Linked DNA regions of Mus musculus: region 2 is linked to region 1. Evidence: chromatin loops called from intact Hi-C (ENCODE). Cell type or tissue: left cerebral cortex. All regions are shown on one strand. Each heading gives the region's core, and the rest is flanking DNA. Links, peaks and the distances in the headings are about the cores only.

Region 1 (8,336 bases), core at 208-8,207:
CAATGTTGTCCTCTGACCACCACCTGCTTGCCTAGCATTCACATACCCACTCTATAAGTAATAATAACTTTAAAAGGTAAGGCTTAGGGGGTGTGTGAATCTAAGGCACAAGAACCAGCTGTTAAAGGGGGTTGATGTGTGCAGTGTCTCTCATTTCACAGAACAGCCCAGCATCTCCTTAGTATTGTTTAAAGAGGCTGTTCAAGATTGGCCATGGTTTCTTAGGGGAGGAGTTCCAGAATATTGGAGGGAGCAGTATGGACCTCCCTGGGGCCCCAGTGTGTAGTGCTCGTGGGCAGGAAGCTGGGCTGAGAGGGATGCCTGGAAGGGATGCTTGCCACTCATGCCTGCTTCCAAGGCAGAAGAACCTTTCGGAGAATGCTGGTGAAGAAGACCCACTGTGAATGTGATGGTGTGGCAGAGAAGGTCCCAAGTGCCCCTTGTGATGTCACCACAGCTGGTCAGCTCTAGAAATGAAGGGCTAAGGTTGCCGATGACAGTCCAGAGCATGTGAGTCCTGAGCCCTTCACACAGCAGAGGTTCATTCACACAGCTGGCCAACCTCTCTAACTTCCTGTGACACTGATCCCTTCCAACATGCCTAGGACACTCGTCTAATTTCTTCCCCACAGATGGGGAAAACTATCAGTCACTCAGCTGGGTCCTGTGGAAGTGCTTGCCCCTTGTCACCCACGGGTGTGGGCTGGCATCTTTTTTTCAGAGATGATTATCAGTTTTTCTGGAAACTGTTCTTCATGTGCCTGGCACAGCCATTGACTTCAGAGTGACATTAACTCTCGCAACACTAGGTAAAAAATTTAAATCAGATTAGGGATCTGGGTTGCTATGGCACCGGGAAAGTACACTTTCATGCAAAGCAATTTAATAGATGTGAAAATGTGTACCTTCTTGCAGAAACACTGTATTTTTGAGATAAAAGCCCTCAGCAGTTGCAGGCTAACAGACAGACATCTCTTCTGGGGCCGTCTCCCATCCCCTAGTCTTTTTGGCTTTCCTGTGGGAGAGGGTTGGTGTCCTAAGAACACCTTATAGGTGACGTCTAAGAAAAAAAGGGTTTGGAGCTCAGTTCGGGAATCTGAAAGTCCATTATTGGCAGCCCTGTCTGTCTGGCCTCTGTGAAGTCTTCTACTGGCCAGCATCATGGAGGCAGTGTGTAGAAGAAGTCACATGGGCAAACTGGAAGCTGAGGATTGAGGAGAGCCAGGCTTGCTCTCCAGAGAAGAATCAAGTACTGTGGTAACGACATCAGTTCCATCCAGGGTGGCTCCTGGTAGCCTGATTTCCTTACTTTTGGTCTTCACTTTAAGGCTCTACCACCTCCTAGAGTTTCCACACCGAAGGTTAACCTTTGACATGTAAAGCCTTGCAGGGCACACTGAAGGCCCATCCAAACCACTGACACCGTACGCAAACTCAGAAAGGTGTGTGCAACCTGCTGGTCCTCTGGTTAGGGGGATGTGCACACCATCACAGCTGCCTCTGTCAGCCCTATCTGACCTGCTGCCTTGAGCAGAGAGTGAGCTCCCAGGACTGAGTAGGTACTCACTTATTTCTTCTGGTTCAATACCACCAGATTCTATCTCAGACCAAATACCACTTTCTCCAGGAGGCTCTGCTACATAATCCTATCCCTGCTATCTTGGTTCTGAACATCCTGATTCTCGGTAGCTCTTGTTACAGTCACTGTCTGTTCTGTCCCCATCTGAAACATCCCACGGGGCTTGAGTCTGTGTGATTTTCACTCTTATATCTGTGTTTCAGTGTATAGAGGAGCATGGAGAAGGCACTTCTGCGACATTCTTATTGATCATATGGATGGATGGATGGATAGATGGGTGGGTGGATGCATGTGTATGGGAGTGTATGTATGTATGTATGTATGTATGTATGTATGTGTGGGTATATGGACAGATGGATGCGTGTGTATATATATGTATGTTGCTGTGTGGATAGATGGATGGATGGTTAGATGCATGGATACATGTATGCATGGGTGTATGTATGTATGTATGGATGGATGGGTGGATCCATAGGTGGGTGGGTGTAAGGATGGATGAATGGATGGATGGAAGGATGTGTGTGTGTATATAAGTATGTGTGGGGACGTGGGTGGATGGGTGGGCTGTTGGATGAATAAATGGATGGATGGGTATGTAGGTATATGGATGGATGGATGAATAGATGTATGTATGTATGTATGTATGTATGTATGTATGTATGTGTGAGTGGATGGATGCATGCATGCATGGGTATATGTATGTATGGAATGAACTAATGAATTAGTGGAGGATGAAAGATGGCATCTCTACACTCTTGGGAAATAAGTGAGCTGTACAGATGAATATGGAAACTTTATGGCTTGACCATGAACTCTCTCCTACATGCTCATGCTCTGAAACTTGGTCCCCAAGATGGTGTACTTGTTTGAAAGACTGTGGAACCTTCTGGAGATGGGGTCTTCCTGGGGCGGGGAAGTGAACAACTATGAGGAGACTTTTTTATGGGGTTATACCTGCCTTTAGTTCCATATTGCTCTCTGCTGCCGCGAATAAGCTCTGCGGCAGGATCCCACTGCAAAGTATCCAGGATGATGGATACAAAGACTCTGAAACCGGGAGCCAATGTAGCTGTTGCCCATGTCAATTGTTCCTGTTATTCATTCATCCACTTTGATGGCAGTAAGCAGCACAGGAGACATGGGTGCTTCTGCTGTCCCTTGTCACTCATGTACCAGGGCACATGCCTCTTTGGCCATGGTGTAGGAACGACTGTCAGACAGCTGGGGAAATATAAGCCCCAACAGTACCTTGGGGAGAGAAGCCCTTCCTTGCACTTCCCTGATGCTGTAGGCCTGCTGTTCTTCACACTGTCGGCACACTGGTGCCGATACAGGGCTGCTGCTCGGCAGGAACACCTTAGCAGGAGTACCTTCAGCATCTGTTGTCAGACATCTTTGTGACTCATCAAAACTGAGGACAGGAAAAACAAAACCAGGGCAGAGCCTCCCCCAGTCTCCCTTCCTTAGACTAAAAGTGTTCACATTCACTTTGCAAATTAGATTGTGTGTTAGAAGATCAAGATGGAGCACTTTTAACCCAATGGTGTTTACTTCTGGATGGCAGAATGGCCTGGCTGCTGTCCCTGCAACCCCCCAGATCTGAGGGGCCCTGTCCGGCTCTGCTGCAGTCATAGCTCCTGGGCCACACTGCCCTGTGGGCTCCCATTCTGGAAAGAGGAAACATCTTTGAAAGAGTTGGTTCCAAATTCACAAGGCACACATCCCAGATCAGCAGTCATCAAGGAGAGCTGACATGCTCTGAGGCCATTGTGGTGCCGGGCAGATGCCATCACATCCATAGATATCTGTGATTGTAGCAACCTGCAGAGGTAGCCTCCATTATCCTTTGTTTTGCAGGTAAGAAGCCAAGATCTTCATCTTTCCATGCCTCAGTCAAGGACACACATCTTGAATGTTGGTTCAAGATTCTGCCAGTGGTGGTGGATAGCTTCACCTGTTGGTCTTTGGGGAATTATGAAGACCTCCTATGCACTAAGGGCAGAAGTGGTCACAAGAAGGCCTAATGGGTGCCAAAGCATAGGGAAGGCACAGACCATGCCAGTGGGGATGGTGCCTTATCCCTCTTATCTCTCAGAGGTCGGGCACTGAGGAGGGAGCTATGGGAAGGCCTTTCTGACAAGGGAATCAGACAGACTCATTGCCACAGGCCTGGGTATCTTCATTATAGACCCCACTGGTGTTGATCCGTGGGAACATATGCAAGTGTCAGCTAGAGTAAGCCGCAGAAGCTTTGGGGCTTCAGGACAGAGCCTGGTGAGCGCCCAACTTTAATTTTCACAGCAAGAGCCCGGGAGGAAGTTGGGAAGTTTCTGCTGGCTTTCGCCCCTGCTTCTCTCATCTTCCGAGAAGCAACAATGTATCCACATTCTGATGGTGCAAGGCTTAGAGGGGTTAACGCCAACCTTCCAGTTGCAGCCTTGGCATGGGTGAGTGTTCTGAGATGCAGAACGTAGATACAATGATTTAAAGAAACCCTGGTGACACTGTTTTGTCTTGTAGGGAGAGTCTCTCTCATTAAAAATGAGGCATGGTGGATATTGGCAGTTCACCAACAAGATTCAGTGACTGTTCTCAAAAAAAAAAAGGAAGACAACGTAGTGTTCCTCCTGTGTGGTGTCTCTGTGACACTTCCCAGGAAGCAGAGTGCTGGAAAGATCCAGCTAAGACATCCTGGCGGTGGGGCTGGTAGAGCAGCTGCAGATGGGAACACGGAGGATGCTCGCTTCTTGGCTTTTCATGCTCCGTTCCTGTCAAGATGAGCGTCGGAAGTGTCAGCCCCGCGGGCTGTGCCACCAGGCGAAGCTGTGCACTGTCTTCTTGTGGGTTCTGTGGGCTCAGCCTTCAAACATCTACAAAAGGATAGGGCACTTGGTTTCTGGCAGGATGTAGCTAAACCATGAATTGTGGCTGCCTCCCAGATGGTCATCCAAAATAAGCGAGCAGTCAAACCTCATTTGGTGGGAGGAAGCACAGCAGCTGTCTCCACACAGCCTCTCCCCGGTGACTGGATCAGCTTCCTGTGATATAGCAGAGAGCAAAGCAGTAAGCCAGGTACGACTTGTCTGTCCCTCTATGTCCTCAGGGGTTACCTTTCTGTCATGTTCCCTATTAGGAAGTGCCTAGACCACTGGTGTTCATGTCTTCCCTGTCCCAGGCAGAGAGCTGGCAAATCAGTGTGTTGACACTGTTTAACACAAACCTGGGGACAGCAATCCAGGAAGTCAGTGTTCTCGGTGATTGAACCAGACAGGGCTCTGAGGCTGCAAGATGCCAGTACTATGGGAGAGAGGAGAATGCATGGGCTTACATAATAGGGAATTCATGCCCATCTAATGTCTCTCAGTACACACTGAGGGGTGTGAGGTGTATTGTGTCTCACCTCTGTCTCATCTCAGTTAATTTCATTAGTGGCCATCTTCCCCTGGGTTGGCAAAGATACCCCAAGGCCAGCAGCCTGGCTTAATCTGAAGCAGTGGGCAGGCTGGAAGGACCGTTTGTCTTCTTTCCCAGGAGACCCATTTCTAAAACAAAGGGCTGTAGTCTCTCATCCACAAGGTCTGGTTCCAGTTACCTTGGGATGAAGTAAGGGACAGGTGTATGCTCAGCTCCATAGGAGTAGTGAAACATCATACAACTCCAATGGAGTCTTGCTGCACTAGGGGGACTCTGGTGCCAAGTAGCATCAGCCATGTGTGGTTGCCCTGTAGTTAGGGCTAGGGGTCATGCTGGGTCTTCCCACAGAGTGACCCTGCTGCTCCTGCTGCTGCTCAGGTCCCAGGCTGAATCACAAGGAGAAAGTAAGGTGAGCGTCAGCGTGTCTCTCTGTCCCCTTCCTTGACTTGGATGCAATGTAAGACCCATGTTCTTGCTACTGTGATAGGCTGATAAACCCTTCCTCTCTCTTTTTAAATATGTATTTTTAAATTTTTATTTATAGGAGTATACTGTAACTGTCTTCAGCCTCACACCAGAAGAGGACATTGGATCCCATTACAGATGGTTGTGAGCCACCATGTGGTTGCTGGGATTTGAACTCAGGACCTCTGGGAGAGCAGTCAGTGCTCTTAACTGCTGAGTCATCTCACCAGCCCCTCCCTTCATCTCTTAAGTTACTTTTGTCAAGACTGTCACAGAAATATCGAATACACCCGGGTCCATTCCGTATTCATTGCTAGGGACTTATAGAGAAGCACCCCTGACCTCAGGAGTGGTACAGACACATCTGGAGGAAGCCATCAGTGCAGAAGTGTGGTATGCTTCTCCACGTTCTTAGGCCTCCTGGAGTTTTCCTCTGCTGCGCTCTCTAGTTTTGAAAACAGAAACTAGACTTATATTCCAGTGTTCACTGATGCCATATAAATGGCATAAATGGCATTTTGGATGCTTTGTAACCCAGGGCTGACTGATACGGTCTTGAAATGTGGTGATTTCTGCATGTTGATAGTTGAGGAGACTGAGGTATGCCCATGTCTGTCTTGGGTCTGAGTTGAAGTCATAATACCTTGGATGCATGGTGCATTTGCAACCTGGGATGAAGTAAGGGACAGGTGTATGCTCAGCTCCAACAGTACCTTGGAGTACAGGGTTCAGCTTAATCCCACTTGGGGAGGTGGCTTTTCTGAGGAGAACCACCTTGGTCAGAGCTGTCTCATGTCACCTTCCTTGGGCAGCACAGCTGACTGGCCCACCAGTGTATGTGGGCTCCTTGGGGTATAAGATGGCCTTGTGAACCCTGCAGAGCTGTGGGCTGCCTCTCACTTTCTTCAGACCCTGTCTCCTCCTTACCCCCACACTCATGTCAAATCCTGAGGAAACTGCCAGAAGATCTCTGCATGGACCTTCCCAGAAACCCCTGATTAGAAAACTGTACTACAGCATTTGATACCACGATTGATCCACGGAGGCTGCGAAGTAGAATCACGACCCTTGGACACCTTGAATCCTGGCTCTGAAATCATCCTGCTGATGAATGGAGTGTTGGCAGCAGTCCCAAGTCACAGGGCTTCAACATGAAAGTCTCTCAAGGCCTCATGATCTGAACACTTGGTTCTGAACAGCTATGGAAAGTTCTGGAGCTGGGTGTTGGCTAACAGAAAGTGAGTCGTTAGGGTTTGTCTCAAGGGTTGTAGTTGAAGGGACTTGAGCCAGCCCGAACATGGCAAGCATGGCTCTGGCAGGCCTTGCCCTTCTCTCCAATCCTCCCTGCCTTGCTAAAAACCATTAGATTCCGTTCCTACAGCTAGCTGCCACCAAGGTCAGTTCCCTGATTTGGCTACTTCCTCCTCCTGAGGCTGACTACCAAGGTCCAGCTATCAAAGTACTGAGGTTCAGCAATCAAAAGCCCCTTTGGCTCACCTAATTAACACACCCAGTCCAACTTAAGCACCTCATCCTAAAATGGGGTTCCCCTTGTACCTTCATAAATGGCCATTTGCCTCTGGGCCACATCAGTTTCTTCTGTATTCTGAGGCAGTCCTTTGTTCCCAGGGAACAAATATCCCTCCCCACCCCCTCCTTTGTTTTCACCCTCTTCTCCCTCATCCTTTGTCTCCAGTCTTTGTGTCTTATCTCCTGCTGCCTGTCCCTCTGGGGCACATGAATCACATCTGTGCTGAGAACTTGGTCTTGGGGTATCTCCTGACCCTTCAATAGTAACCCCCAGCCTCTCTTTGATTCCTATCTGTCCCCGTGTCACACATGGTCTGCACTCCTTCCCCCCACCATGTGTCACTTGCTTCTCGCACCACCATGATGGCTCATGAGTGGTCCAAGTGCCTGGGCTTTACTGACTGGGCAGAACCATCTGGAACAGTAAGCAGATGAAACCTCTCTTCCTTTTAATTTGCCCTGTTGGATGTTTCCTGTCAGAGGGAGGGTGGTCACGCCCTGGTGGGGGGGATGCACTATTGGAAAGGGGCAGGCAGCCTTGAGTTTTGTTTGTGAGGCACTTGGTGACATTTAATTTCCATAAAAGGGGAAGACAAGGGGATTGGACGCCTCTCCGTTGGTGTTTATGTTTCTTGTGCGAGTTTTGAGAAGTTAAATGTTTTAACTTCAGTTCCATCTATATTTAAAACTGACTGGCATTAATTCTCTCTTAACTCGCTTATCTCTTCATAACCACGGCGCCTCCCGCATTTCTGGTGATGGCCACTTTTAATACCGCCTCGTCTTCATCGATAGCAGGTTTAATTTCGTGTAGCCGTTTGAAGCCCTGTTTGTCTTTTAATTTTCTCTCTGGCTTCCTTCACAGTTCTCTGATTTGGACGCCTCACTTTGTAGACTCCCCCTTTCCCTGTTTACTTCAGGTTTACCTTATTCTTGGGTCCCACACAGAGCAGGCATTTGCTTCAAGCGAGTGTTTAGCAGTCTGGTGTGGTCTGATTAAAATCCTAAAAGACTTGTGTGGTGCAGGTGAAGGTCACAGTCATAGTGAGAGCTGGCAGGAAGTTGGCAGAGCCACTCGGGTCAGATTGGAGGTGTGAGCTACATGCCTTTCATTTCCTGGGGCAGTGTGAGCCATGCCATCATCACAGGCTTGTCTTAGGGTATCATTTGCTGTGATGAACACCTTGAATCTTGAGAGAAGTCATGGCAAGATCTCAGAGGCAGGAACTGAGGCAGAGGCCATAGATGAATGCTTCTTACTGGATTGCTCCCCATGGCTTGATGATAAGCTGCCTTCCTCTTCCTCCTCCTCCTCTTCCTCCTCTTCTTCCTCCTCTTCTTTCTCCTC
Region 2 (8,336 bases), core at 300-8,299, 150 kb before region 1:
TTCACCCTGTCTAGCAGATGTGAACTCTTGGCTGGAGGCCGTTTTGTCTGTGTTGTGTGGGATTCTGCTGGCTGCGCTTGATCTTTGACTCAAAGTTCTGAGATGTAAATTTACATAGCAGCTGTTCTCCAAGCCCTGGTAAATGCCTGTGTTCGGATCACAGCTCAGCCAGCCAGCCAGCCAGCGGCAGACCCTCCCCATACACAGCTGGACTGACTGCTTCTCTCTCTCCTGCAGGAACCCCAAACAAAGACAAAAATTAGGTGGCTCTCTAGGAACATTTCAATCCCAGAGCTGTCTTCCTTCCACAGTCAATGGAACTTCTTTCCTTTTGCTGTTCAAGGCAGAGGCAAGTCACCTTTCAGCCTTGAAGGTGGCGTGACCGGTTTTGTGGTATCTGTCCCACAGAGCACCGTGTTGGAGACTGATCTTAGCTGAACATCCTCTCCCTGTCAGGAAATGCAGGGCCAGTGGAAAAGGCTTTGTCTCTGGTCAGTTTCATTTATAGCAAGACATCTCTTTGAAAGCAAACATGCCTCTCACGTATCTCGAGCTCAGGCTAGGTACTCCTATTTTCCTCTCAGGTTCACCTCAATGGAGACAGGCTGCAGGCTTGCTTGCCATGATACCATGGGGCTAGGAGCACAGGTTTCAAATCCATCACGTCAGGTTTTAAGATAAGCATTTTTTAACACTTGCAAAGACCAGTGCCCCCCCCCCCCCCCGGAAGACAATAGTTTACAGCTTCTAGACATAATACTGATTCTGCCTTCTCCTTGGCTCTAGCCACTGGAGGAGGGCACCAGCTCCTGCTCCTGGAGATGCAGGCGATGAGAAAGCCAGCTGTGCGTAGTCTGGCTTCTTCTTAACAGGGCAGGCAGGGCTGGGCTTGTCAAGATGCACCTGTGTAGCACAGCATGGGCAGTGTGACAATTCTGATGGTGTCACAGTGTTACAGGCACATGATGCTGAAAGTAGAGCACAGTGAACACGGCCTAGACTATTTCTTTATTCTCATCTACACTAGTAGGGCAGGGTCCCCACTGTGGGACACAGTCACTTCCAAGGCAGAATCTACTCTATAGAACAGGTAGTACTACTCTACACGATGGAAGCCACCTACAGGATGTGGGCAACTCTACAGGACAAACCAGGATTCAGACAAGTATGTGATATGGGTGCCATTGAAGCTGATCCCATAGCCCATAACGGACACCTTGCACTTCCCATTCCAATTGGATGTGTCCCCAAGAGTCTCTTGGAGCCTCCACCACTGCTCCCGAGAAAGTAAATACAGGAAACCTCAGCTGCCCTGCTCCCGAAGCCGTCCCTGTGATGCAGCTGGACTGCTGGCTTCAAAGGGGAGCACAACTTTTACTTTGGAGCCAGCAGGTCGTCTCTCCATGTGTACATTGGAGCTCAGACTAGCGAGCGATTCTGGTCGTCACGTGGTTCAAAAACATGTGATCACAGAACTCACAGAGGGCTGCGGCAGAAGCATTCGGAACAGGGATCAGAAGACAAGGGGATGAGAGTGGCTACAGGGATGATTTTTGTCCCTGGTGTCTTAGGAAAGCCTGTTATTCTGCTCAATGGAATTTTCACATTATGGTGCAGTCTAAGTAAAGCATGAGCTGATCTTTCAACTGACTATTCGTTCATTAAACAGAAGCTTAGCTTGAGTTACTGTATTGTAGCTAAATGTACCCGGGTTGTAGTGTCAGTCAAAACAGACAAATGCCTCTGTAATTCCCAACAGGAATGACAAACGTCAATCAAAAAACAACGTAACAGGTGTTCACTATGAATGAGGGCATATGTCCCTAAGAATCAGAGTGTGTCCCTATGAATGGGAGTGTGTGTTCCTATAAGATTTCCAAGAGTTCAGACAACATATGCAAATGTTCTGAGGTGTGAGGGACCAGTGAGCATGAATGTCTGACAGTAACAGAGTCCTGAGGGCATAGTGGTGTCACAGCCTGACGAATAGCAGGGGCCTCAGCAATTAACTGGGTTGTTTGGGTCTTGAGGGTGGGAGGATGGCTAAACCACTGAGAGCTCAAAGCCAGGCAGGGGTGTGGTCATGTGACCTGTCATGGTTCTCTCAGGGCCATGTGTGCCATCAGTGGAGCTGAGCATGAGCTCCGTGTATGTGTGTGTGTGTGTGTGTGTGTGTGTGTGTGTGTGTGTATGTGTCATGTATGTGTGTGGTATATATGTATTTGTGGTGTGTTTGTGTATGGTATGTGTGTGTCAGTTCTGCACTGAGATCTATTATAATATTCTCTAGAAAGTGATTATGGACCCCAAGACAGCTTTCTAATCAGCTAAAGAGCAAAGGGCAAACTAAAAAGGACCATTGTGTTTTCCTGGGGAAACAGATGAAAAAACACTTGTTTATTTCAGATGAGATGCTGGAAGTCAAAGAAGTGACTCCACTAAGTCCTGCTGTTGAACCAGTGGGTTTGTCTGGGCTACAGGAGCAATGGTGAGAAGTGAGTTGCAAGGTGATGGGCAACATGTAGGCAGCTACACCATGGAGGTTTTCACTCAAAAGTTGTTTGCCATTTGCCCCAGGGAAAGAAATGGCATCTGGAGCAGCCAGTCTGTCCCCCATCACCCACCCAGAAGAGTGAATGCAGCTGCTCTCATTCAAGGTGGCCACAGTCATGGCAGACTCAGATAAAACCACCGTATAGCATGGTCTTTCAAAATTATGGAATAGGGCTGTGGAGATGGCTCAGTGGGTAGATTGCTTGCTCTGCAAACATGAAGACCAGAGTTCAAATCTCTAGCATGTACATAAAGACCTGTGCATGTCTGCATGAGCCTGTAACCTCTGCATTAATGAGTAGAGAGAGAAGACTCCTGGGATCCTATTGGTCAGATAGCCTAGCTGAAGCTTTGGGTTTCCAGTTCAGTGGGAGACCCTTTAGGAAACCAGGTGAAGAATGACAAAGGATGCCTTCCTCTGATCTCATGAATAAGTGTTTTTGCATGCATAAACATAAGTGTTTGTGTTCATGCATGTGTTTACACTCATGTGTGTGCATGCACACATGCACATGAACATATATATGCATGGATGTACAAACAGAGCACATGCACACAAACATGCATGTATGCATACATGCATGTACACAATGCACATACATACATGCATACACAATGCTTACACACACACATATGCACATAGACAGACATACTTCCCCTCCCTTCACAGTAAGCAATAAACAAATAATTCCCTGTTAATATTAGTTTTGTCAATCTGACAGATTTTAGGATCACCTAACAGACAAACTTCTGGGCATGTCTGTGAGGGACTTTCTAGATTAGGACAATTGAAGAGGGAGGACCCACTTTGAAGGTGGGGGGACCATCATTGTGGGCTAGGGCTACAGAGCAAATGAAAAGGAGAAAGTGAGCTGAGTACCAGCATCCTTGACTGCTGGCACAATGTGACCAGCTGTGGGTACAATGTGACCAGCTGTGGGTACAATGTGACCAGCTGTGGATGTAAATGTGACCAGCTGTGGGTACAATGTGACCAGCTGTGGGGACAATGTGACCAGCTGTGGGGACAATGTGACCAGCTGTGGATGTAAATGTGACTAGCTGTGGGTACAATGTGACCAGCTGTGGATGTAAATGTGACCAGCTGTGGGTACAATGTGACCAGCTGTGGGTACAATGTGACCAGCTGTGGATGCAAATGTGACCGACCAGCTGTGGATACAACTTAACCAGCTGTAGATGCAAATGTGACCAGCTATGGATACAATGTGACCAGCTAAGGATACAATGTGAATAGCTGCCTCAATCTCCTTCCACTTTAACTTTCCTGTCATGATCAGCTTACTTCCCTACTCAGGATACTTCAAACTGAGTCAAAATAAGCTTCATTCTCTAAGTTGCCTCTGTTAGAGGTTTTGTCCAATAATAAGAAAAGAAATCAACACAGCCCTCTGGGTATTTCCAGTTTGGACATTTTTATCATGCAAATACTTCAAATAGCTATTCAATGTTCCCAACCCCCGCCACACAGCCAGTTCACAATTTTAATGCTACAATACTGTGTTGCAACAAGCAAACATCCAGGCATGTCGAAGACTTCACACTCTGCCAGTGATGTTTATCCCTTAGACAAGAGGGGCAAAGTGGGCGGTGGGTGGAACCTTCACTATTCCTATTTTTACCCCTCTGCTGGGAGTGAACCCAGGGCTGTGTACATTATAGCCAAGTACTCCATCACGGAGCCACGCCCTCAGAATGACTCGCTGTCTCTTCTTTTGAGCCTAGATCTACAAATCCGCCTCCTCTGGCATGAACCCTACTCTGTCCACAAGCAGCATAGTTTACCTTCGCAGACGAAGGAACTGAAGGCAGCAACAGCTTGTCTATTCTTAGAAAGTAAGTGATGGATAGTTCTGGCGTGAGCAGGGAAGGAGGGCTCCAAATGGTGGGGCCTGTGGATTTCTGAGCTGGGTGTCGAAATGTAAGCAAGGATGGAGACAAATGAGAGGAAATGTTTGCAGTCCCCTGACAAATAGCAACCCCAATGAATTTTTCATGCATGCTGGATGAAGAAGGTGGCTTGGCAGCTTTCAAAATATTTCTTCATTCGTAGAAGTGGCTAACATATGATCAACATCCCATACGGTACAGGCATCCCCTTCCAAGTGTCTGTAAGCAGATGGTGCGTCTTTGTGCAGAGTGGGAGAGGGTGTTAGGGAGTTTTGGGGATGGCCTGGGAGCATTAGATTTGGTGAGCTGGTCACCTGGGAGACTGGCCACAGCCTGGATGACCAGAAGAACATTGCAGAGTCAGAGTGAAAGGTAATTCCTCCAAACATATGGAGGAAGCAATAACTCACTGCAGAGATTTTTGTTGCCATAACACGTAAGTCCCCAGATTCTGATTCAAGCAAGTTGCAGAGGCTCTTGGAGCCGTTAACTCTCATTCTAGATGAATGAGGTCACCAGCTGGAGAGCCAGGCCCAAGTCTCATGCTGCAGACAGCAGGAGGATGCCTCAAGTATTTGCAGATGAGACAGACAAAATGAGAGAGTGAGCCTGATGGGTGGGCTCTTGGCTTGGTATGTGAGTGTGAGCGGCGAGCACCCTGGAGCTTGTGGCTCTTTGCAGTCCACACTCTTGAGCATGCTGGATAGATTTAATATGGACAACCATCTGGCCTAAGAGACAGTGTCAGTCAAGAAGCATGGATCAGCTTTCTTCTGAGTGCACACCAGGAATCCCACAGAACCACAACTCCTTGTCCCTCCTGGTTTCCACTTTGCCCACCCTACAACAGAAGCAGACTCTCTTGGATGAGAATCCCTCAGAGATGCCCCTGAGCTCTGCTTATGTGTTTCCATTGGTGATCTCGTGAATGAGACCTAACGTGTTTCTGAGAACATCTCAACAGCTTTTCAGCCACCACTGGCATCCTGAAAGATACACCAGTGCACAGGGCATCACAGGAAAGAGGCAGTGTCACAGCCCTGTGGCAATATTGGTTCTTCCTGGTAAATGGAAGCCTTCGCAGCACTTTGAGAGATGAGTCCAGCAGGCATTTGCAGGCATTTTTACTGACTGGTAAATTCACACCATCTTCCCTGAAAGTGGAAACTGTAATTCTAGGGATGATGTCTCATCTTTAAAAAAATATGCATTTATTTTAGTGTGTGTGTGTGTGTGTGTGTGTGTGTGTGTGTGTGTGTGTGTGTGTGATCCTATGAAGTAGAGTTACAGATGGCTGAGCTACCATGTGGGTACTGGAACCTGAACCTGGGTCCTCCGCAAGAGCAGTAAATACTATTAACTGCTGAGCCACCCCAGTGGCGGCTAGTCTTTATTGTTAGATTGACTGGATCTGGGGTCAACCTAGAGACATGCCTCTGGGCTGGTCTGTGAGGGTTTTGCCAGGGAGGATTAACCAAGGAGAGAAGCTCCTTCCAGAAAGGGGCCTTAACCTTCCCTTAGAGGCCCAGATCTGAGGGAAACCAGAGAGGCTTGCTTCTTATTGGAAAGTGGGTCTTTTGCACTGTTTTTCCTCTTTCAACCTTCTAGCATGGCTCTTAGACCAGCGGTTCTCCAGGAATCCTCCAGTCCTTTAGCACCAGAGTTGTTCAATCTCAAGGGATGGGAAACTACTGAGTTCTAAGCCTCTCTACCAACCCCACTTTGCAGGCTGGTCTCATAAATCCTCTTTATTGCATGCATCAATCTAAGAGATCCATCCCTGTAGAGATGCTTCCCCATGGTAGGCAAGCTTAGGGGAAGGTGATGGAAGCCTAGAGAGTGGCATGGCGTGTATCCGCTTCACCCTTGGAGGCACGTGCTGGGACTGCTTACCAAGCTGCTTCTTCTCCACATGTATCTAGCATTCTTCCTACCCGGGATCTGTCCCCTTGGTGGAGCAGAGACGGATAGTTCTCTCCATTCATGCTGTCCGGCTGTCGATCAGTCCCTACCCTTGTCCTGTCCATTTGGGCACAACTGGATCCTGATAAACTGAGAGGAAGCAGGCTGCTTGTACTAAAAACAAAACCAACAAATCGTGGTGCTTGGCTCAAGTTCACTTGTCAGGTGAACTCCTCATGGAGTTCTTTAAGACAGGTATGATCATGAAGCGTAGGGAAGAGAAATTTCTGTAGCCAACACATAGGAGTACCTGGATCCCATCTTCTAACATTACCAGTTGCATGCCAGGCATACACTTGGGTCACAGCCAACACACCCTGAATGCTCAGAACAGCACATTACAAGGCATGTTGTATCAATTGCATATCAATAACCCAGATGATATCCAGGATGGTTTCTAAAGCTGGTTCTGTCTAGCGTTCCCATTATGCAATCAGAAGACGATAGAGGGTTAGGATTAGGGATTAGGGTTAGCATCAGGTCTACTGGTCTCAGAGACCCGAGTCTGGGCTGACTGAATTGGATTCCTTCCTGCACTATCCAAGGCACTCGCTGTGTTCTCCTGGGAGCATCCCTGGGGCAGTGTCGTGGGCTCTACATCCAGAGAGAAATACAGTTGATCACCATGACCTGGGGACATTCAAGGTCACTGGTCACTGGCTCACCCTTCAGCGGCTCTACTGTTTCTACATTTGGATAGCAGGGCCTAAAGGCAGGGTCCAGATGGGCTGGATGTGTTATAGGAAAAAAAATACACACACACACACACACACACACACACACACATATATATGTATATATATATATATATATATATATATATATATACACACACACACATACATATATCGTCGTCTCAACTGCATGGCTTCAATCTTCCACCACTGATTTAAGTTTTAAAATGTTTCTATTATAAATATCTGAAGAATGGTTTCATCTTAAAGTTGCCCCTTAATAACCTATCCCTTGAAAAACACAGTAAGACTTCAATAATAACAGGAGCGCTTTAGAAGTAGAGTGATAAAGAGTTTTTCTAACACCTCTTTCCCCATTCATGTTAGGTGACAATTTTGTTTACTCGGTTCAGGTAAAATTCCAGGTACATTGTGAGCCCCGCAGAAGAGAAATTGATTTTCTCCCTTACAGCTTGGAGCACGGCGGCTCTTACAATTGCTGTGCCGTCTTTACAATGAGATAGAAGGAAGGCTGCTGCTGGTTGGTACAAACTGATCAGAGCCAAGGCTGCTTGCACTTTCCAGCCTCCAGCCAAGCTTCCTGGTGTCCACTTGGCCTGTTAAGGAAGAGGGCTGATGTCAGCTCTGATGTCTCCTCCAAAGGCTCCTGCGCTCAAGCAGCTCTGGGTTAGACATGATGAGTTGGTAAGAAAAGAAAACATGACAGAGTACAGAGCTCGGGATGAATGTCTTTCTCCCTCACTCCTTGGAGGCACAGCAAGTCTGCTGTGTGGGACACTGGCCACTGGGTCCTTCAATCTACATTTTCGAGGAAAAGCAAGAGTCCTTTTATCTATCTTGGTTTGCATTACATACATATACACATACACATACATATACACACATATGTATATACACATACATACACACATGTATACATACATATAATCATACATATATACATGTGTGTATATATGTATGTATATATACACATATATATGTATATACACATAGACACATACATACATACATACATACATACATACATACATACGTAGCTCGTGTAGCTTGGTATTCTTGTGGGACTCTCAACAGTGTGAGTGTGGGCATCTCTGACCCTTACTCCTGTTCTCGGAACCCCCTTCTTCCTGTTGGGTTGCTCTGTCCAGCCTTGATATGGGGGTTTCTGCCTAGTCCGAGCGTATCATGTTACTCCACGTTCAGTTGACATCCCTG

What was found. A loop is a pair of places that touch in the nucleus more often than their neighbours do. Peaks named below come from ENCODE experiments on the same cell type or tissue, not always from the same donor. Only the 100,000 strongest peaks of a DNase experiment are listed, where the experiment ranks them.
Region 2: it touches region 1 in a loop (5-fold over the local background); 2 of 42 quality-filtered maps call a loop at or near these places.

The regions. Positions count from the first base shown.
Region 1 is chr2:179,234,463-179,242,798 of GRCm38, reverse strand. No RefSeq gene overlaps it. Among named protein-coding and RNA genes, the nearest start is that of 4930591A17Rik, 180 kb to the left of the region's middle. In left cerebral cortex, for the core only: a CTCF peak has its summit at 4,292; DNase peaks (open chromatin) are centred at 2,942 and 4,429; H3K27ac peaks cover 752 bases.
Region 2 is chr2:179,387,337-179,395,672 of GRCm38, reverse strand. No RefSeq gene overlaps it. Among named protein-coding and RNA genes, the nearest start is that of 4930591A17Rik, 23 kb to the left of the region's middle. In left cerebral cortex, for the core only: no CTCF peak of the experiment used is centred there; DNase peaks (open chromatin) are centred at 4,676 and 4,956.